Regions from separate parts of the Homo sapiens genome. Here region 1 is linked to region 2. Evidence: chromatin loops called from intact Hi-C (ENCODE). Cell type or tissue: heart left ventricle. All regions are shown on one strand. Each heading gives the region's core, and the rest is flanking DNA. Links, peaks and the distances in the headings are about the cores only.

The links. Peaks named below come from ENCODE experiments on the same cell type or tissue, not always from the same donor. Only the 100,000 strongest peaks of a DNase experiment are listed, where the experiment ranks them.
Region 1: a loop joins it to region 2, with 3 times the contacts of the local background. A loop is called at or near these places in 17 of 110 quality-filtered maps.

What each region holds. Positions count from the first base shown.
Region 1 is chr3:179,445,260-179,448,182 of GRCh38, reverse strand. All of the region lies in intron 1 of GNB4 (G protein subunit beta 4), which reads left to right. Among named protein-coding and RNA genes, the nearest start is that of GNB4, 4.7 kb to the left of the region's middle. In heart left ventricle, for the core only: a CTCF peak has its summit at 1,496 (motif pointing left); no DNase peak of the experiment used is centred there.
Region 2 is chr3:179,526,034-179,528,956 of GRCh38, reverse strand. It overlaps a transcript of GNB4 not described here. Among named protein-coding and RNA genes, the nearest start is that of ACTL6A, 35 kb to the left of the region's middle. RefSeq lists an enhancer at 1,584-2,134. In heart left ventricle, for the core only: no CTCF peak of the experiment used is centred there; no DNase peak of the experiment used is centred there; H3K4me3 peaks cover 766 bases; H3K27ac peaks cover 1,993 bases.

The sequences.
Region 1 (2,923 bases), core at 230-2,729, 81 kb after region 2:
GCAGCTTTGCTTCAAAAAGAAAATCTTTGAAGGGACTCCATGTAGGCTGTCTCTACTCCTTATCTGCCATCTTCTTCTGAACCCGCTTCAGAGACACATTATCCCTCCTACTCCATGAAACAATTCTTCTCCAGGTCACCAGGGATGTCAGTCTTGCCAAACTGGATCTTCAGCCACATTTGACACAGGCAACAGATAACTCCTTCCCTATCAAAATGTCGTTTCCCCTTGGCTTCTGGGACACCGCTCTTTCTGATTTTCATCCTGCCTCATTGGCTACAGTTTCTCATTCTTCTCCATCTCAGTCAATGGTACCACCATCCACCAGTTGCTGAGGCTAAAAATTCTAATTCCCCATTTCACTCATTCTAAATCTATTCCTTCAACAGCAAGTATTATGGGCTCTACCTTCAAAATCACTGCAGATTGGACCATCTTTTTTAAAAAGTTAATTTGACCATTCCTATCACCTGCACTGCCACCACCACCACCCTGGTGTCAAACTGTATTCTTCCCTGGCCTGGATGACTGCAGGAGCCCCCCAACTGGTTTGTCAGCTTCCACTCTCTGTCTCCCACCAGCCAGCATGAACTTTAAAAGAGGTAAATCAAAGCAGGTTATATCTCAGTCGTCAGAACCCATTATTGTTAGATAAAATAAAAACGTTTTAGCCAGGCGTGGTGGTGCATATCTGTGGTCTCAGCTACATGGGAGTCTGAGGCGGGAGGATTGCTTGAGTCCAGGAGGTCAAAGTTGCAGTGAGCCATGTTTGTGCCTGGGCAATAGAGTGAGACCCCATCTGAAAAAAAATCAGGATTTTTTTTTTTTTTTTTTTTAATACCATGATCAAGAGACGGTGACTGGGCTCTGGCACACCCTTCTAGTCTCATCTGCTGCTCTCTGCCCTGCTCACTCTCTTCCAGCCTCGCCATCGTCACTGCTGTAGGTCCAGCATGTCAGGTTAGTTTCTGCCTGGGCCTTTGCTTGCTGTTCTGCCTGTAATGCTTTCTCCCAATGAAGACATAGCTCATCCTCTCATTTCATTCAGTCCTTACTTAATTTATTTGAAAATAGCCTTCCTCGTCACCCTCTAACCTCTTGAAGTTCTTGCAGTTTTTTTCTTGCATACGACTTATCTGTACTTAAAATTATGTTATTGATGTGCTGTATTATTTATCTCCTAGACAGATACAGAACAAAGCACTGTGGCAATAGGAAGTTTTGTTTTGTTTACTACCGAATCTCTAGAGCCTAGAATATGTTTGGCACATGGTCGGGACTCAGATATTTGTTGAATGAAGGAATGAATGCATGAATTAATATTTGTTGTATCTTAGCTAATGCCGTTTCAAATGGAGAAGACGGTTTCCAGAGAATCTTACAGCGTTAGTGCTACGTAAGGTGTTTGGTGATGCTGCTACAGCTTCTCTGAAAGCTAACAAGTTACCAACTTTGAGTGTTTTCACGTTATCACCTTTCTTTTGTATGCCCTCTGGTGGAGTGATGATAATAAGCGGCAAGTGAGTAGAATAGGTCAAGAAGAAACTAAAATACAAGAACCTAGATCACAAACTGGATAATTAACTTAAAAAAAATAGATTTGAAAATTTTAACTTTAGTTAAGCCTCCTGAATAATTACAATACGATTAGAAAGAATGAAAAGAAAATGAGCCACAGATTTGAAGAGAGATCTGGCTTAGGATGAAAAAATAACCTATTGAGCACACCCAAAATGTTTGGATCTCTTAAAAGAATTCCTGCTTAAATATACTTCTGTCCCTTGAAGTATTTTAATATTTTTCCATCTTTAGTTCAAAGACCTCTTTCTCTCAACTGTAGTAATAATTTCAGTGAACCTTTATTGACTACCATGTGTCGGTTAACGTACACAAGTGGTGAAGCCAGTGTTCAAACTCCAGCAGTGGAGGACCAGAGTCAGTGCCCTAAATCTTCATGCTTCACTACCACCTTTGTGCCAAGGTCGTGTGGATGGTACAGGGACCGGAGAATTTCCTTTGGAGCAATAGTTATGGACAGAAAAATGCTTGGTAAGTTCACAGTGTGTGTTCCTCAGTTCCATTTTCCAGTATGTTTATAGAGAGCCTTTTCTTCCAGAATTGCTGAAAGATGTGTTATTTTATCTTTTTTGAAATAGAAATCACATGAAATGTTTCTACACTCAGATGCTACTGACTTGCTGAAATAATATAAAGTTTCTCTTAGTGTCTATATTTCATATTTATGGCAGTAACAGCTTAATTGTTCCTCCACTTTTGGCTTTAGCAGGGTTTGTTCATATACTGTGTAGTTATTACAAAAGAAATGTAGTATACCTTACTGGGTAAGGACAAACTCCCACTGAGATGCTTGTCTTACTTGCAGTAGGAACCCTCTAAAAAAGAATTCGCTCAGAAGATATCATTATTCTTAGTATCTCTGCAAGTCAGAGCGCTGTCTTCTTAATAGCTGCATAATATTTCACTGTATGAATGCATCATAACTACTCTCCTATTTATATTTTTAATTTGTTGTCATATATACAATTGGTTAATGAATATCCTTAAACATTAATTCTTACCTATTATGCAAAAGTGTTGGCCAGTTGCAGTGGCTCATGCCTGTAATCCCAGTACTTTGGGAGGCTGAGGCAGGCAGATTGCTTGAGCCTAGGAGTTTAAGACCAGCCTGGGCAACATGGTGAAACCCCATCTCTACAAAAAAATACAAAAATTAGCCAAGCGTGGTGGTGTACGCCTGTAGTTCCAGCTACTCGGAAGGCTAGGGTAGGAAGATTGATTGAGCGCAAGAGGCAGAGGTTGCAGTGAACTATGATCATGCCACTGCACTCCAGCCTGGGTGACAGAGGAGACCCTGTCTTAAAAAAAGAAAGAAAGGAAAAAAAAGTATAAAGTACTCTTTTTA
Region 2 (2,923 bases), core at 288-2,787:
AACAAAGGAGTCACTAGTCACATGTGACTACTTCAGTTTAAATTAATTCACATTCAACTCCTCAGCATACTAGTCACATTTCAAATGCTCAACAGCTACATGTTCCTGTGGCTACATCACTGGACAGTGCAATAGAACATTTCCATCATCACAGAAAGCTTCATTCGATAGTGCTGTACACAACATTGTCTCAGTCCTTAATGCCTGCCATCACAAAATACCTTAGACTGAGTAACTTATAAACAACAAAAATGTATTTCTCACAGTTCTATAGGCTGGAAAGTCCAAGATCAAGGCACTGGCAGATTCAGTATCTAGAAGACACCTGCTCAGAGTATCCTTACAGGGTGGAAGGGGAAAAGCAGCTCCCTGGGACCCTCTTTTATAAACGTACTAATCCCATTCATGATGGCTTTCCCCTGGTGACCTAATCACCTCCCAAAGACTTTATCTCCTAATAACCATCACATTGGTGATTTCAAAACAAGAATTTTGAGGGGATGACATTCAGGCCATAGCAAACATTGTCTAAGTCCACCTGAAACCACTCATCACCTAGGGATGTCATTTTGTTTGATCTACTATGCTTTATTGATTAGGGTTGATTGTCTTTAAAATTAGATGTGGACATTTAGAAAATTAATCAGTCACAATTGGTTTTTTGTCATATAGAGAGTCAAATGCTTTATGTCCAATAAAAAAGAATCTTAAAGGTTTTTGTTTGTTTTTTTGTTTTTTGTTTTTTTGAGATGGAGTCTCACTCTGTTGCCCAGGCTGGAGTGCAGTGGCACGATCTCGGCTCACCACAAGCTCCGCCTCCTGGGTTCACGCCATTCTCCTGCCTCAGCCTCCTGAGTAGCTGGGACTACAGGTGCGTGTCACCATGCCTGGCTAATTTTTTGTATTTTTAGTAGAGACGGGGTTTCACCATGTTAGCCAGGATGGTCTCGATCGCCTGACCTCATGATCCACCTGCCTCAGCCTCCCAAAGTGCTGGGATTACGGGTGTGAGCCACTGCGCCTGGCCAAGATTTCGATTTTATTGCTCTGTGGGACATTAGTCAGTTCTCTGTTCTCTATATAACTCTGCAATTTTATCTAGCATTCTTTTCTTCTACTGGTGACATGTACACACACACACACACACACACACACACACACACACATACATACACACACGCACTTATCAGCAATCTTCTATCCTCCTCTTTAAACCAGCTGGTTTTGTCACAAATGAAGTAGGTAAGTCTTAGACTATATATTTGTATGAAAATCATGTTTTAACTTTTTGAAATTTGTATTTTGATAGGAGCAAACTATTTGAATTTATACTTTGGGAAACCTATTTAACTTTGTAAAGCCTCAAGTTTGCTCATTTGTAAAGTGAGGAATAGTTTCTAAAACAGAGAGTTTTCTCATTGGATTCTTGAAAATTAAATGGGATAATGAATATAAAACATTTAGTGCAGCTCTTGGCATGTAAAATTGCTAAATAAATATCATTATTATTTAAGAAAGCTTTCTCAACTGTATTTCTGGATGTCTAAGCATCTCAATTCCTACTTTTGTGTTGCTCCATTCAAATGCTGGAAGTTCCAACTGTATTCTGGGCACAACGCCTGCATCTCCCAACTTTGGCTTCACTCTGTCTGCACTCAGCACCTTTTTCATCCTTTCTGTAGCAATGGGAGTTTTCTGGCCAATATCTGGCTTCAAATTGAGAGAGAACGTCTTCCAGGCTGAGAACAACTAAGAATCCTCCTTCCCGGCATCCTGCTTTTCTTTCCCTCCCCCTTCCCCTCCACCCCTTCCTGCCAGCAGAAGTCATTGACTCCATACTTCCTGCCTTGCACTATAAACACTCTCTCCAGCTGTGGCCTGCTTTCACTGGAGGTTTAACTATTTAATTGCTAAAGACCCTTTTCCCAGAACAATGCACAGTCTTATCCTGGGGTTGGGGAGCAGTTCACAGAATGTTCTCTCTGCTCTCTTAAGCCTCCTAATGCATTCTACAATGTCCATTTGTACCGTTCATATATAAAATTAATTTTTGTTGCTGTTAATTTTGGGAATGGTGCCAAAAAGAATTTTCCTATAGCTCAGAACTGTTTATTGAGGATCTCCTAGGTGTGTAATACTGAAATTTATTTTTCATCTAAGGAGCTAGCTGATGAGAAAAAGAGAGAGGAAAATTTTGTTCTGCTTTCCAGAGTTTATACAACCAGACTAAGAAAACTCAATCTAGATTATAACTTGACAGAGCCTTGGCATGGAAGCACGGTTCAGATATTATGCAATAAAGATAACAAAGACAGTGTTGAGTTAGAGAGAGAATAAAATAGAGACATACAGGAGAGAGGTAAGCAGACCACTCAGGGTGGCCTTCCAGGGTCCAAAGTGTGGCCCTCAGCTTTATTGGCCCAGAAACTCCTATTTTCATTTAGACATCAGAATCTTCTGAGGGATATTTGATCATATCTCTGCAAATTGAAGTGCAGTATGTTTTATCTTCAGTGACAGTGGGGTAGAGAAAGGCAACAATCCCAGTTCTGCATTTTCTAGCTATACAATCTGGGGCAAATGATTTTACATTCTTGTGCCTGGTGTCTGTCAGGCCTCTGAGCTCAAGCTAAGCCATCATATCCCCTGTGACCTGCACATATATATCCAGATGGCCTGAAGCAAGTGAAGAATCACAAAAGAAGTGGAAATGGCTGGTTCCTGACTTAACTGATGACATTACCTTGTGAAATTCCTTCTCCTGGCTCAGCTACTCCTCCACTGAGCACCTTGTGACCCCCGCCCCTGCCCGCCAGAGAACAACCCCCTTTTGACTGTAATTTTCCTTTACCTACCCAAATCTTATAAAACGGCCCCACCCTATCTCCCTTTGCTGACTCTCTTTTCGGACTCAGCCTGCCTG